Regions from separate parts of the Homo sapiens genome. Here region 1 is linked to region 2. Evidence: chromatin loops called from intact Hi-C (ENCODE). Cell type or tissue: CD14-positive monocyte. All regions are shown on one strand. Each heading gives the region's core, and the rest is flanking DNA. Links, peaks and the distances in the headings are about the cores only.

Evidence for each region. Hi-C counts contacts between places; a loop is a spot of excess contacts. Peaks named below come from ENCODE experiments on the same cell type or tissue, not always from the same donor. Only the 100,000 strongest peaks of a DNase experiment are listed, where the experiment ranks them.
Region 1: a loop joins it to region 2, with 2.0 times the contacts of the local background. A loop is called at or near these places in 1 of 110 quality-filtered maps.

Annotation. Positions count from the first base shown.
Region 1 is chr10:23,347,607-23,355,946 of GRCh38, forward strand. No RefSeq gene overlaps it. Among named protein-coding and RNA genes, the nearest start is that of C10orf67, 7.0 kb to the left of the region's middle. In CD14-positive monocyte, for the core only: no CTCF peak of the experiment used is centred there; a DNase peak (open chromatin) is centred at 4,495; H3K27me3 peaks cover 720 bases.
Region 2 is chr10:23,460,318-23,468,657 of GRCh38, forward strand. No RefSeq gene overlaps it. Among named protein-coding and RNA genes, the nearest start is that of OTUD1, 25 kb to the left of the region's middle. In CD14-positive monocyte, for the core only: no CTCF peak of the experiment used is centred there; no DNase peak of the experiment used is centred there; H3K27me3 peaks cover 755 bases.

The DNA.
Region 1 (8,340 bases), core at 183-8,182, 110 kb before region 2:
GCCGACTAAAGCTGAAAACCAAGATGACAAGCCCAGTAGGGGGTTTGGGGCAGGCGCAACTGTGGATGTGGAATTTGGATCCTTGCCGCCAAATGTCCTTGAGCACTGGAGTAAAGGATTTCCTCTATTTGGAGCTAAGTTTAGATCATCACTGTTTAAAAGAGAGCAGGCCCGCGTGTGGCTCACGCCTGTAATCCCAGCACTTTGGAAGGCCAAGGTGGGCGGAGCCCAGAAGCTAGAGGCCAGCTTGGGCAACATTGAGACTCTGTCTCTACAAAAAATTAAAAAGAGAGAAAGAAATAGTAGTGAACGTGAAGAAAATGGCAGGGGTGGGTTGGGCCTGTAATCCCAGCACTTTGGGAAGCCAAGGTGAGGATTGCTTGAGCTCAGGAGTTCAAGACTAGACTGGGCAACATAGGGAGACCCCATCTCTGCCAAAAAAAAAAAAAAAATTTTTTTTTCAAATTAGCCAAGAACCCAGAGTCCCAGCTACCCAAGAGGGTGCAGCAGGGGGATCACGTGAGCTTGGGAAGTCAAGGATAGAGTGAGCTGTGTTCGTGCCATCATATTGTAGCCTAGATGACAGAGCAAGAGTCCATCTCAAATAAATAAATAAATACATAAATAAATGGTAGGGCTTAGCTGTCTGCAGAAGTGAGCCCACCTGAGAGAGAATTTGTAAACTTACTGCTGAGGGAAGTTTGGGCGATCTCCAGTCTGTTCAAATGACCAGAGTGGATCCTAGTGCCTAGAACATAACCTAGGAAAACTGTCACCCACATATTGGAATTTAGGGTGAGGCGGTTCAGGACAAGTCAAAGTCTGGAGAGTAATACAAGGGCAGTCACCATATTTCATGCCGTCTAAGATTGCATCCTTTAGGATGTGTCTTTATTTTCTGTGCCACTTAGAAAAAAACACTTGCCAACTATGATTATACCTTGACACACCATGGGCTATATGATACACTACAATTTCAAGGATATACCAAAATGATACACCAAAATTTTATGTTAGAAATGTGAAAAACTGTCCAGGCACAGTGGCTCACACTGTAATCCCAGCACTTTGGGAGGCCCAGGTGGGCAGATTACCTGAGGCCAGGAGTTTGAGACCAGCCTGGCCAACATAGCAAAACCCCATCTCTACTAAAAATACAAAAATTATCCAGGTGTGGTGGCATGCACCTGTTATCCCAGCTACTTGGGATGCTGAAGCAGGAGAATCACTTGAACCTGGGAGGCAGAGGTTGCAGTGAGCTGAGATTGCACCACTGCACTCCAGCCTGGGCGACAGAGACTCTGTAGGCAACCCCCCCTCCCCCGTCAAAAAAAAGTGAAAAACTGTATATCTTAGAATCAGTGAATAAGGTAGTTAATAAGAATTTATCAGGCAGAGATCCTTCCTGGGGCCCCATTTAATCAGACCCTAGAAGGATCTACTCTCTTGAGAAGCAGGACATTCGTGAGGTTTTTCCACAATAACTTGGATAAAGTGCCCGTAGGACCATCTGGTTCTCTCTGTTCTTTTTCTAGTGTCACAGGGCAACATGCAAATAACTAATTCATGTTCTTGGGTACATAGATGCCAAGAAAGTCTTGATCTAGACAGCAAATGTGATTTTGGCTAGTGTGAATGTTCCCCTGTAGTCTCACCTGAATAAACTGATAAAATACAGTGTTTAGAGCTGTCTACATGAGGACTAGACTCAGAGTCAAGGCATCCCCACAAGGTACCACCAAGTCACACTTTACCAGGCAGTCAGCATGGCTCTCTTATTAACACTTCTGCATCTGCGATATTAAGCGCCCTTTATCATCCTGCAGCTTCAAACTCTGTCTCAGAAATGTAGTACTAAAATTCAAATTTAGCAATTTTGAGAACTAGAGAGGAATGTTAGACATAGAATACGGTAGTGTGAAACCCAAGTTTGTTATTGTTACCATGTCTGTTAATCTACCTGGGCATTCTTCAGTCTACACTAAAAGGTATTACACGTCTGTTACGTAGATTATGCTATAACCAACGTGCCAATCAGGAATGTATGGTTCTGAGATGGCCCATTCACTGTTGCTAGAATCAGGAAGCCCGCATTATAAAAAGGACTACACCAAGCTCTGCTGTGAATTGAATATTGATGAACAAGCTGCCCTGTGCTAATTAATTTACTGACTGTCAGAAATGGGTTTTTATTGGTGAATGTAGTGGCCTATTGACTGGCACAATAAATGTTAGAATTGGGCTTGCATTCGTGAATTTAAAGATGTTCAAGAGGCTGGGTGTGGTGGCTCATGCCTGTAATTTCAGCACCTTGGGAGGCCAAGGCAGGCAGATGGCTTGAGCTCAGGAGTTCGAGACCAGCCTGGGAAACACAGCAAAACCCTTTCAGCCTCCACAGAAAACACAAAAACTACCAGGTGTGATGGTGTGCACCTGTAGTCCTAGGTACTGAGGAGGCTAAGGTGGGAGGACACTTTGAGCCCAGGAGGTTGAGGCTGCAGTGAGCTGTGATCAAGCCACTGAACTCCAGCTTGGGTGACAGAGCAAGACCCTATTTTGAAAAAAAAAAAAAATTTGTTTTAAAAAAGATGTTTAACAAATGTGGGTGAGCTAAAATAGTTCAGAGAGCAGCCCACCCTTGCAAGAACAGGATTACCCCCAATTTAGAAATGAGAAAGTGGAGACACAGGAGGTTGATTTACTTGCCCAAGTTCATACAGTTTGCAAGGGGTAAAAGCAGGCTTTGAGCACAGACAATTCTGCTCCAGAGCCTCCATACTTAATTATTTTGCCTTCTTGTCTCACCAAACTGTCATGAGGAGCAAATTATTTCAGTTCTTCTGACAATGTTAGTTTTGTTGATGGCTGAAGAAGTATCTCTAAAGCTTTCAAACACACATTAGCAATTTAATTATGAATCTGTGCTGCTGGGTTGCTGCAGAAAATCAAATACATTAACACACTGTCTAGCCGGAGTTTAGTCATCTTGGAAATTCATCTTCGTGCAATATTTGTGAGAGTAAAAATTTGGCAAAAAGATGGGCACCCATAGAGTCTACAGAGTTCATGCCTAAAACTTATTTGCTTTACTTCTAGGAAGTCTTCTTAACCTCTTATTCAGGCCCTATATCTTTTTCAGTATGTTCAATTCCCACAGAATGTGAGGTTGGCTTTCCTTTTTTTTTCTTCTTCTTCTTCTTCTTCTTCTTCTTCTTCTTCTTCTTCTTCTTCTTCTTCTTCTTCTTCTTCTTCTTCTTCTTCCTTCCTCTTCTTCCTCTTCCTCTTCTTCTTCTTCTTCTTCCTCTTCTTCTTCTTCCTCTTCTTCTTCTTCTTCCTCTTCTTCTTCTTCTTCTTCCTCCTCCTCCTCTTCTTCTCCTCCTCCTCCTCCCCCTTCTCCTCCTCCTCCTTCTTAACTTTCTACAGTTAAAGTGGGGAGTTGGGCTATTGTAGACAATCAGTCCATTGACAGCAATGAGAAGTAATGGGCTGGTCGCTGTGGTTCACACCTGTAATTTCAACACTTTGGGAGGCCAAGGTGGGAGGATTACTTGCAGCCAGGAGTTCATGATTAGCCTGGGCAACAGAGCAAGATCCTGTCATTTAAAAAAATGTAATGCACAAAGGCATTGAAAGACTATAGAAATCCAAAACTGAAATTTAAATAACACGAGAAGTCTAGACCATTGCAAGAAGCAAATAAACCTTTGTTTGTCACTGGCCCTGAGGACATCACTGTCTTTTACAGTGTTATTTAGTTATTTTAACTAAGGTTCATAATAATGACCATGACTCACTGACTACTTTTAATGTAACTAGGTTTAATATACTCTCTTAAAAAGGCAGGTATGTGCATGAAACAATTTAAAAATGTTATTTCAATTCTGAACTTTTAGTTATTTCTAGCTTGATTCCTTCTTTGGGGGGTGGTTTGATATAGCTGAAGTTACTTTTTCCATTGAACAAAAGTTCACATTTCTTCGTCATTGACATAGGACAGCTTTGGATTGTTGCAATGCCAAAGTTTTTGGAGCTGAAGGGACCTTCAAGATAGTATACTTTGCTGCGTGTGATGGCTCATGCCTGTAATTCCAGCACTTGGGGAGACTGAGGCAGGAGGATCACTTGAACCCAGGAGTTTAGACCAGCCAGGGCAACATAGTAAGACCTCATGTCTATTTTTTTTAAAGGGCTAGGCGTGGGGAAACTATGCCAGTAATCCCAACACATTAGGTTCATGCCTGTTATCCTAACACTTTGGGAGGCCAAGGCAGGAGGATGGCTTGAGGTCAGAAGTTCAAGACCAGCCTGGGCAACATAGTGAGACTGTCTCTACACATATTTTTTTGGGTAAAAGAAGAAAAAAAAAAGATAGTATATGTTATTCCTCTTGCTCAAGGATATATAGGTAGTTAGGCCATACCTAGATCTGGAATTTCTTTATCCTGAGGCCCATAATAGTGTATTAGTCATGATAGGCTATGTTATGTTGCAATAATAAACAATCTCAAATTGCAGTGACTCAACACAAGAAAAATTAGTTTCTCATTCACACTACAAGTCCCACAGAGTTGACAGTGAGTTCCACTCCACGCAACTACTCAGGGACCCAGATGATAGAAGCCTCATTCTCTTGTAGCAGCAGCAGTATCCAAAACACAAAACACAGACCTCTTGGGCCACTTTACCAAGGGAAGAAAAAAGAGTCAGGTACCGGAAATTAAATGCCTTGACCCCTTCCACTCTTCACTGATCAGAGTCCCATCGTTCCACCAAACAGCAAAGGGAACTGGAAAGTTTATTCTTCCAAGTGCTCAGGAAGGAGAAGGAAAATGACATAGCTGACCACTAGTAGTAACTAGGTAGTAATAGGACACACTACCAGTGTCCTATCAAGCCATACTTCTTAAACAACTTTGCAAATTCCAAGATAGTGATGATGATAATAAATGGTAATCATGATGATGATGATGATGATGATATCTGATATCTGTATAGGTTCTTAAGATTCAGAAAATGTTTCTATCTTATGCATTTTTAACTCAACTTTGTGCAATAATATTATCATCCCTTTTTCATAAGTGAAAATTAAGCTCAGAGAAAGTTCAGTTGAATGGAGTAATTTGCTCAGGATCCCACAAATGAGTCTCTGATGAATGCAATATTGAAAGTCTAGTCAGAGTTGAAGAGGACCCAAGCACAAAAGCAGGAAAGAAATCAAATCCAGAGACAGGACAGCAGGAGAAATCTATTCTTAGAATTCACTGCAAAACTGCAGCAACAAGTGCTTTTAAATATTTTTTTATTTTTTTTTAAACCGGGTCTCACTCTGTTGCTCAGGCTGGAGCACAGTGGCAGGATCACATCTCACTACAGCCTCAACCTCCTGGGCTCAAGCGATCCTTCCACTTCAACCTCCTGAGTAGCTGGGACTACAGGCATGCACCACCATGCCTGGATAATTTTTAAAATTTGTGTTGAGACTGGGTCTCACTATGTTGCCCAGGCTGGTCTTGAACTTCTGGATTCAAGCAATCCACCTGCCTCGACCTCCCAATGTGCCGGGATTACAGGCGTGAACTACTGCACCCGGCCAACAAGTACTTTAAAGCACAAGAATTAATATAAATAAAGAAAATAGTGGAAGTAGTTTCTAATTGTTACTTCCTCTCTTATAACCAAATGTACCCTTTTATTTCACAACAAAATATGGCTGGATACATAGCACAGATACTTAATATTTATTATATCGCTGCAAACATAATGTAAAAATCACGTTCCTAATAGAATGTATTAGTGATTATGTAATGACAGTATTAGATTTGAAATATTACATCTAGGCTAAAAATGTAAGGCTCATTTAAATTTAACTAAGAAATCAGCGATCCAGATGTGACAAAATAAATTACCATTATGAAATAAATTGGCCATCAGATATCGATGGGAGAACTCAACAATTAGGATTTTAGAAACAAAGGTAGCAAAATTAGAATGGCAGGCCCAATCACACAGTAAGTATTTAGCCTTGAGTTAGGTGCAGGAGGGAAGACAGAGGTAAGGTGTTGCTTTCTGGCATATTAATTGAGAAGACAAAACTAATGCATGGAAAATGACACTGTTTCATACAAAATAGTCTATAATAAAGTGCTGATTTGTAGCTTGAAAACTTCAAATGATGTCGGAAGCGTGAAGAAAGTTAAATTCTAAGAAAGAAAAGAGATCCCTAAGGAGGAATCTCCAGTGAGTATTTCATGGAAAAGCTGATGCAGAGCCAGGACATAAAGACTGAATATGCCAGGTGCCTTGGCTCATGCCTGTAAGTCCAGCGCTTTGGGAGGCCCAAAGCAGGAGGATCTCTTGAGGTCAGGATTTCAACACCAGCCTGGGTAACATGGTGAGACCCTGTCTCTACGAAATACAAAAAAATAGGCCAGCGTGATGGCACATACCTGTAGTCCTAGCTACTTGGGAGGCTGATGCAGGAGGATTGCATGAGCCCAGGATTTCAAGGCTGCAGTGAGCTATAATGGTGTCACTGCACTCCAGCCTGGGCAACAGAGCAAGACCCTGTCTCAAAAAAAAAAAAAAAGAAAAAGAAAAAGAAAAAGAAAAAGGGCTGCGTATAGTCTAGATAAATGAAAAGGAAAGGGGGTCGCACCATGGGAACAAAGGCTGGAAGTGTCGTTGTGTTCTTGGGAAAGTGCCCCACCACTGTTGGAGTGTGCCAGGTCGCACTGCTCTAAGTTGTATATGTGTAGATCTAAGCTGTGCTGAGAATGGACAGGAGAATAAAATCTCTACCACCTGTATCCATGCTAATATTTTTTTTTAAATCACAAGAAAATGTGAGGATGAATAATTAAGCCACTAGATTATGATTATCTTGAGGAAAAAGCCTTATGTATTTTTATATCACTGAAACGGGCACTGCATTTGGCCCCTCAAAAATGTGCTCAAAACTGTTGGGTTAATTAATATGGTTTTAAAATTTTGCTTCAAATAATAGAAAGAAGAGTTCACATGGGTTCCACAAACTTGACTCAAACTTGTTATTAATTTTTAAATAAAATATTATATTATTAATATTCTTTTTCTTAAATCACTAGGAAAGGTTCAGGCTATAATAGGAAGACTAATGCCAGGGTGGTTTGAACCACACACAAAGTGCTCAAGTAACAAAGGAACACGCTTCTTAGTTACTTTTGTTATACTCTTACCTGGGGAGAAAGTTCGAAGTAAGTCTGAACCATTGCCAACCCAAGAGAGGATTCCCTCATTCAGCTCAATTCTTCTTGAATAATTCATTGGCAAAGTCCCTTTTACCTGCAACAAGCCTGGACTAGAGTTTCTTGTTGTGTCTTAATGAATTTTAATTGCACCCCTACCTATCTTGGCGTCAACACTGTCTCATTTACTACTATATTGTTGATCCCTTTTCATAAGTCTTCAGACTCTAAAGCTTGATACGGTTTGTACTTTGGCTTGTTTTCTTTTGCTTTTATTTCTTTTCAAACTGCTTAGCTCAGTTAATAAGTTACTGAGACTAATGTGCCCAAGATCATGAGTTTGGCTTGTGACACCTTCTCTCCTCTGTGGCCACAGACTGCCCCTCTGATCCCATAACTCCCATCACCAAAATGTACTTATGTAATCATGCGTCTGGAGAGCTGGGATATTTGAGGGGATGGAGCATAACCACCGAATACTCCACCCCAAGGACTTGCCTCTCTGACAAAGGGACATTAGCCTTTAATTTGGTATGACGACAAACAGCAAGGTTCTAAGGCTCAATTTCCTCAATTTCTCCTCTTTATACAAAGGGGATAATGATTCATATGAAAGATTACGAAGACTATGTATAACCTCATAAAAGGAACACGCAAAATTACTTATGTCCTGTGAGTAAAAGCCATGTAAAAATGCCTGCAGTTATAATAGTCAAAGAATGAAAGGGAAAACAGAACATAAAAACAAAAAACCAAAAAACGATTATATTAGGGAGGTGGGATTATGAATGAACTCATTCTTTCCTTTAAATTTTCTCTTGGCCAGGCATGGTGGCTCACGCATGTAATCCCAGCACTTTGGGAGGCAGAGGTGGGTGAATTACTTGAGGCCAGGAGTTCGAAACCAGCCTGGCCAACATGGAGAAACCCTGTGTTTACTAAAAATACAAAAAATTACCTGGACATGGTGGCGCACAGCTATAATCCCAACTACTTGGGTGGCTGAGGCACAAGCCTGGGAGGCAGAGGTTGCAGTGACCTGAGATTGCACCAGTGTACTCCAGCCTGGGCAACAGAGTGAGATTCTGTCTCAAAAACAATAAAATTAAATAAATAA
Region 2 (8,340 bases), core at 319-8,318:
CGGCTCACTACAGCCTCCGCCACCCAGGTTCAAGTAATTCTCCTTCCTCAGCCTCCTGAGTAGCTGGGACTACAGGCAAGTGCCACAGCACCCAGCTAATTTTTGTATTTTTAGTAGAGGTAGGGTTTCACCACGTTGGCAAGGCGGGTCTCGAACTCCTGACCTCAAGTGATCTGTCTCGGCCCAAAGTAGCTCACAGGTGTGAGCTACTGTGGCTGGCCAAGAATCTGCATTTCTAACAAACTTCCAGGTGCTGATCATGCTGTGAGTCCCAGGACCACACTTTGAGAACTGTTGTTATTTATTAATCCCAGAGAATGTTATCTTTCCTGTGGCTTTGCCATGCTGTTTGCCATGTATTGTTTGGTCCTACAGGGGAGGAAAAATGCTTTCTTCTACCATTATAGGTTCTTTGGCTGGTCTATAAATCAAGTTGACATAAAACAGATTAATGGTAGAAAAACAATTTTAATTACATACATATGTATGGGAGTCCCACAAAAATTAGACTCAAGGGGGTGGCCAGATGATTGAGATGCATAAATCATCCTGAGCTACAGAAAGAAATAAAAGTTTGGGGCATGAGGGTGGTGGAGACAAATTGTGGGAAGGTGAAGGGAGAAAATGTTTGGTGAACAAAGCCTGTCTTATTATGCAGATAAGTCTCTCAGGTGATCAAAGTTGCCTCAGCATAGCTCTCCTCCTGGTATAGATATTTTATAATTGTAAATGTCCTTTATTAAACCGGAAATTTATGGTTTATTTTATGTAGTTGAGTGGGAGGTAAAGAGCTTTTCCTGCATTTCTTGATTTTCAGTTTCTTTTAGCTCAAAATAATCAATCTACCAAAGTGGCATATTTTGGGTCAGCATGTTGTGAACCTCTTCATTTTCCATTGTTTTCACAATTATAATAAACTTCAGTGCTTCACCAGCTTTTCCTCATTTAATTCTCAGGATAATCCCATAAGGTAGGTGCTACATTGTTGTGACATATAAATGAGGAAGAGGAGAGTTTAAGTGACTAGCACACCATAGACCTCCCATATGTTTTTTTGAAGTATAGAAAGAATATTAGGTTTTAAATAATGGTATATTCAACATATGTTTTCCACCTCAACTTCCCAAAATACTTTCCAAAAAATGGTGGAAAAAAATCATAATCCCACAAGGACAAAAAAATGAGGAAAGAGATGACAATAATAAAATAAAATGTGGAAACTGGAAGGAGTGGCACACGACTTATTAATAGCAGACCAAAGGGCTGAAAAAGCCACCAGACTCAGGGAACAGCCAGAAGCAGCCTCGTTCTGCAGAATCCCAGAGACAGCAAAGAACTGGAAGCTCTTGGTTGCCCATGGTGGTGACAGTACACTTGAGGTTAATGGAATTTGGAGACATAGTTAAGCCCTTGGATGCCTTTGCCTAGGCTACACAGCAGGATGACAATAGCCTCCCTATTCTAGCAGAACCAGACAGACTCTGACCTTTTGGACTGTGTGTGTAGGGCTAAGGATGTGCTGCTGCACTGAAACTGGGCATTGAGTGAAAAAACTACATGCTGAAAGGTAAGGCCACATGCCCCAACACTTCTCCTTACTTAAGTCTGAGAATGCTGACGCCAGGTGACTCCTCTGTCTTCAGCAGATTTCTTTCTGGGGAAACAGATCAGACCAAGAGAAAAGACCACAGAGACTCTCAATTGGGATCCTCAGCAAAACAGCCACACCAGATCAATTAGAGTGAAGCCACCAATGGAGAAGCCCCCTGCCCCCGCACACAGTTTCCAATCAGCTTTTCAGTGCCCCTCTCTGAAATATCAGTGCCATGAATCATGAGGCATTTATATCATCTCTAAAACAAAAGAGAGACAAAAACCAATAAAAAAGAAACAGCTAGTGGACAGGAAAGAGAAAGGAAACAGAAAGAATACAGGGAATGGAAGAAAATCTAAAAAAAGAAAAAAGTAAACAAACCTCTAATTGACATCTTCAGAGAAACAAGAGAAGATCTTGGATCCTGGCGAATACAATTCTATTTTTAAAAATGAATTCCGTAAATTAAAAATAGCATAGCTGAAGTTAAATATTCAGTAGAAGGTTGGAAGATAAAGTGGAGGAAATCTCTCAGAAAGTGGAATAAGAAACAAGGAATGGAAAATAGAGACAAAATAAGAAAATGAGGAGATTAATCTGGGAAGTCCAGTTTGTGACTAAAGTGTTTCAGAGATAGAACATAGATATACTGGTTGAGGCCGGTCACAGTGGCTCATGCCTGTAATCCCAGCACTTTGGGAGGCTGAGGCTAGCAGATCACTTGAGGCCAGGAGTTTGAGACCAGCATAGCCAACGTGACAAAACCCCATCTCTACTAAAAATACAAAAATTAGCTGGGCTTGGTGGTGCACACCTGTAATCCCAGCTACTCGGGAGGCTGAGGCAGGAGAATTGCTTGAACCCAGGAGGTAGAGGTTGCAGTGAGCAGAGATTGCATCACTGCACTCCAGCCTGGGTGAAACCGTGTCTCTAAAAAAAAAAAAAAAAAAAAAAAATTGGTTGAGAGGAAGGATTGGGCAAAAGATTTCTGAGAGCTCAATGACAGTCATCTTCAGATTGTAAGGTCCCACAGAATGTCCACAAGGCCATCTTGTGCAGTCATCCAAGTTGTATCTATGGACTAAGATGGGAATAGGGCTCCCTAAAGTGATGCAGTGCACAACCTACACAACTGGATGTGGCAGCCCAAGGAATGCAAAAAGACTCATGCTTTCAACTAGGAATTTTAGAGTACTAGGGATAGAAAAAATAGTCTCAAAGCTTTCAGAGAGGAAAAATAAGTCATATCCAGAACCTTAAGAAAAACAATGGCATCAGACTTCTCAACAGAAACATTATAGCCAGAAGACCATGGAACAATCCTTTGCAAAATGTTCAGGGAAAATGATTTATAATCCTTGATTCTATACCCAGCTATCTCCCTTGGTACTCTTAATTGTAAACAGCAGAATCCATGCAGTTAGTTTAAGCAGATAGGAAATTTATTGATCTCGGACTTCTTAGGTTGTTCATGGACTTTTCTTTTTTTTCTTTTCTAACGTATAGGAAAAATTTAACCAGGTTGGTGAGTACTAGTGAAAAAATAATGAATAGCAAAAATGAATAAAGCCCTCATTCACCCTGGGGGTTATTTTCTTCGAATTTGAAATAATCGTTAGTAAGAAAATTTCTTATAGTAATCTGTGATAAATACATTTTAAACTGTAAGCTTTGTAAAAAAATTATGTTAAAAATGTTGGCTTGAGGCTGGGTGCCATGGCTCACATCTGTAATCTCAGGATTTTGGGAGGCCGTGGTAGGAAGATTGCTTGAGGCCAGGAGTTTGAAACCAGCTGGGGCAACCAGCAAGACTCTACAAAAAATAAAAAGTAAAAAAATTAGCCAGGTGTGGTGGCATGTGCCTGTAATCCTAGCTACTTGAGAGGCTGAGGCAGGAGGGTTGCTTGAGCCCAGGAATTGGAGGCTATAGTGAACTATGATCACACCAATGCACTCCAGTCTAGGCAACAAAGCAAGACCCTGTCTCTAAAAATTAATTTAAAAAAAAAATTGACTTGAGTAAAAAGTTTGAGTCAGCACACAATTCCGTTAGGTACCAATAGTTTAAATTCACTAAATTGAATTTGGGAGGAAAGAAAAGCCTCTCTTAATCTACTCTATATACCTTATCAAGTTTTCTTTAAATTTCAGCATATCAACATTTAAACATAATAGAGAATGGATTTTGGAGAAAGAGAAATTACAACATTGTGAAAGTTAACTTACACAGTTTTACACGTAACTCTTTGCACCGAGGGCATTTTATCCCTATATGAGAGAGTACTATTTTTGAAGTCTTTGCCTCAGTTTTTATGAACTACTTAATTTATGCCCGTTTCTTGTGGCCTATAAAATATATTTCATCCTTTTATTTCTTTGCCTTTTTTTTTAAGAGTTAGCCATATTAGGCTTTAGTTTGTTTGTTTGTTTGTTTTTTGAAGACCTTCCCTTACACAGTAACTATTTTTTTAAAAATCTCCTTAAATAATGGTAAGATTTATTTTCTTTGTGTGTGTTTTTTTTTTTTTTTTTGTATGTGTGTGTGTGTGTGTGTGTGTGTTTTTTATTGAGACAGAGTCTCACTCTGTCACCCAGGCTGGAGTGCAGTGGTGCAATCTCAGCTCACTACAACCTCTGCCTCCTGGGTTCAAATGATTCTTGTGTCTCAGCCTCCTGAGTAGCTGCGATTTCAGGCGCGTTCCACCATACCTGGCTAATTTTTGTATTTTTAGTAGAGACGGGATTTCGCCATGTTGGCCAGGCTGGTTGCTTCGGCCTTCCAAAGTGCTGGGATTACAGGTGTGAGCCACTGCATCCAGCCAAGATTTATTTTCAAATCAGAGGATTTTCAACTTGAAAATAAGCCATTGCCAAAGGTATCTATGAGCTGAGCCTGATATCTAAACTTTTCTTTTTCTTTTCTTTTTTTTTTTTTTTTTTTGCTTTTTGCTATCTCAAAGTCATCAGAATGAAGGATTTTTCCTTTTAATGATGCATTTCCTGGGCTGATTAGAGTGTGGTGAAGCTCTGTGACTCTCCGTTGATACAATAGAACACATTAATGTAAATTTGCCTCATTGTTCTGTATGTGTTTGCTGATTCTGTGCACTTGAACCATTCAGATTATATTGATAAGAATATTATATTTTGAAGGTAGGGAATTAAATGATCGTTTCTAATTATGTTAAAATATGTAAGCATTTGGATTTACTTTCGGTGTACATTAAAAATCTCTGAGGTTGAACATGGTGGCCCACGCCTGTAATCTCAGCGCTTTGGGAGGCCAAGCTGGGGAGATTGTTTGAAGCCAGGCATTTGGGACAAGCCTGGGCAAGATAGTGAGACCTCGTTTCCACAAAAAATAAAAATAAATTGCCAGGTGTGATGGCACCCGCCTGTAGTCCCAGCTACTTGGGAGGCTGAAGTGGGAGGACTGCTTGAGCCCAGGAGTTCAAGGTTGCAATTAACTATGATTGCATCACTGCACTCCAGCCTGGGCAACAGAGTGAGACCCTGTCTCAAAAAAAGAAAAAAATCTCTGGGAAACAGGACTATTTTTTTTTTTCATTTGCCTTTGAGAGATAATCTAGCTGACTGATAATACATGTGAACTTGGAGTTTCAGACTGATTGAGACACGGTAAGATTTGGGCTAGCCTTATAAACAAAATGGGAACAAAGGAAATTATGGATGACACCTCTTACCGGATCATGAAAATATATCATGGTTTGATTGAGAGCTCAGTGTGAGCCTTTAGCATGATTTGGAGAGTCTGCTTCTAGAATCTGGAAAACTCTTTCACATGCCTGACCAGTGTAAATAAGTATTTGTTAAGTAAGTGACAGGTAAAATAAATAAATAAATAAATCTAGAAAAATAGTCTATGTTTTCAAAGTAATTATATATTTTCCCTTAAAATCTTTGACTTTTCTAAATGTAAGTTTAAGTAACACTCTTACGTTATTCTTGGATTTGCCCAAGTAGAATTAAAGGCTTTATCTGCAGTCTATTTTTGTATCATGATAATTTATCCATTGGAAGCAAGTTTGACATTGTGAAGATGAAGCAGTTATCTTCTAATGAGGGTTCCCAGAATAGAATCAGCATATTAATAAGCCTGCCTGTCATTTACCTGAAATCCATTAACTGCTTAATGTTTGTCAACTATTCATAGATCATGCCTGATTAATTACTGACTGTTGACTTCATTAGGCATTGTTAGTAGATCAAAGGGGTAGTAAGCCTAACAAAATAATAAGCAATGGTTGGTCACTTAAATCCCAAAAGCAGATTTTTATCTACTGATTGACTGATTGATTGAGACAAGGTCTTACTCTGTTGCCTAGGCTGGAGTTTAGTGGTGCAGTCATAGCTCACTGTAAGCTTGAACTCCTGGTCTCAAGCAATCCCCCCACCTCAGCCTCCTGAGTAGCTGAGACTACAGTTCACACCACCATGCCCAGCTAATTCTTTATTTTAATTTTTATTAGAGATGAGGTCTTGCTGTGTTGCCCAGGCTGGTCTTGATTCCTAGGCTCAAGGGATCTTCCTGCCTCCTCCCAAAGTTGCTGGGATTATAGACATGAGCCACTGCACTTGGCCTAAAAGCAGATTTTTTAAAATCTACCCATTTGCACACTGACCAAAAGCAGGTTCTTTTAAAAATACCTTTTGTATGAATTTAAGAGAATCTCTAATTCATATAATTATTAACTAACAATCAAATCTGTTATTACCGGAACAGCTACTACTGCTTGATTGAGTTTAATAGGAATCAGTCAACTGATGATCCTCTGTACAAATACCTCTCTTCTAGCTATTTTGAAATATATAACTAGTATATTTAGCATATACTAGTTGGCTAATTATTATAGATATAATTGTAGGGTTTTGTCTTATTAGTTGTCAGTCAACCAAGGAAGAAAAAGTAAGAGTCTTTTACAAAAAGCCTATGGGAGTGGGTAGGATGAAGCTGAACTTTCTTTTTTTGAACACAGCCGATATAGAGCTCCATAAGAAACATGTTTGCCTGTATCAGTTACCAATTAGTTGCCATCCAGATGAATACACAATGTGATACATTTGTTACATTTTAGCAATATGGTTTTTGTGAAGCCAGTATGTATCTTAAACATTAAGAAAGGCATTATTCATTTATTAATTGATACGGTTTGGCTGTGTCCCCACCCAAATCTCATCTTGAACTGTAGCTCCCATAATCCCTGAGTGTCATGGGAGGGATCTGGTGGGAGGTAATTGAATCATAGGGGCAGGTTTTTCCCCATGCTGTTCTCATGAGGAAGTCTCATGAGATCTGGTGGTTTTATAAAGGGCAGTTCCCCTGCACACACCCTCTTGCCTACTGCCATATAAGACGTATACTTGCTCTTCATTCACTTTCTACCATGATTGTGAGGCCTCCCCAGCCAATTGGAAATGTGAGTCTATGAAATCTCTTTCCTTTATAAATTACCCGATCTCGGGTATGTCTTTATTAGCAGCATGAGAACCAGACAAACACATCCATTCAACAAATATTTATGTGCTGAGGTATTAGGTGAAGTTGGAGATGTGGGCAGGGGCCAGGTTCTGTAGGGTCCTATAGGTCATGACAAGGAGTTTGGACATTATTGTTATCAAACTTGGTGAAGTGTCTTAAATAAACAAATAAAACATTTGTTTTGCTGTCTAAAAATATCACCGTGCTGGGCCAGGAATATGCTGCAGTAAGGCAAGAGTTAAGGGGTTATTGCAATAGTCAGGGCAAGAAAGAATGGTGGCTTGAATCAGGGTAAATGTGGTGGCAAGGGAGAAAAGTCAGCAGGTTCAGGTTGTGTAGGTTGAGAAACTAGCAGCTGAGTGAACAGAGAACCTGAACTCCATCTGATACCTACATGTGTTTTTCTTAGATGAAAGACAATGTTATAATGACTGCTAAGGTAGAGAACACACATTTATATACCCCTTTTAAAAACTGTTACTTTATAACGTTTGTACATATTTATGGGGTGCATGTGATATTTTGTTACATGCGTAGATTGTGTAATGACTAAGTCAGGGTATTTGTGGTGTTCATCGATGATAAATACTTTGAGTATTTATCAGTTCTATGTGTTGGGAACATTTCAAGTCCTCTCTTCTAGCTATTTTGAAATATGTAATACATTGTTGTTAACTACAGTCACGCTACTCTGCTACTGAACACTAGAACTTATTCCTTCCACCTAACTGCATTTACCTTTTTAAAAATGTTTACCTGAAATTTTGGAAATGGTCTACAAATCAGTGCCATTTCATCCATTCTATAGTGAAATTACTGAACAGAGGAATACTATTGGATATGCAAGACAGATAAGAGAATGTATAGACCTATTGAATATTAAGCAAAGGTACCCTGACATAACTTTATTAAGTTCCAAGTGAGTAATTTTCAATGTATAGCACAAGGAAAAGCTTTCCCTGTGTTGAATGATCTAATTGTTGGGAAGAATACAGCTCCTATGTCCCTGGAGTCAATTTTCTACTGCACGGAGATGCACCGAGCAAGGAGGTTGCACAGGGTATGAAATCTCCAGGAACAAATGAAGCTGAGATCGCCTAAGCAGCAGTCCTATATTCCAGAGATACCACTGAATGATTTATGATTCTGATATAAGAAATCTGAAAAGTCAATTTGGTTGAGGAGGTTTTTGATTTGGAAGCTTCAAGAGATGATTTAATGAGGTTGGTTTGGCAAGGGAGAGAAT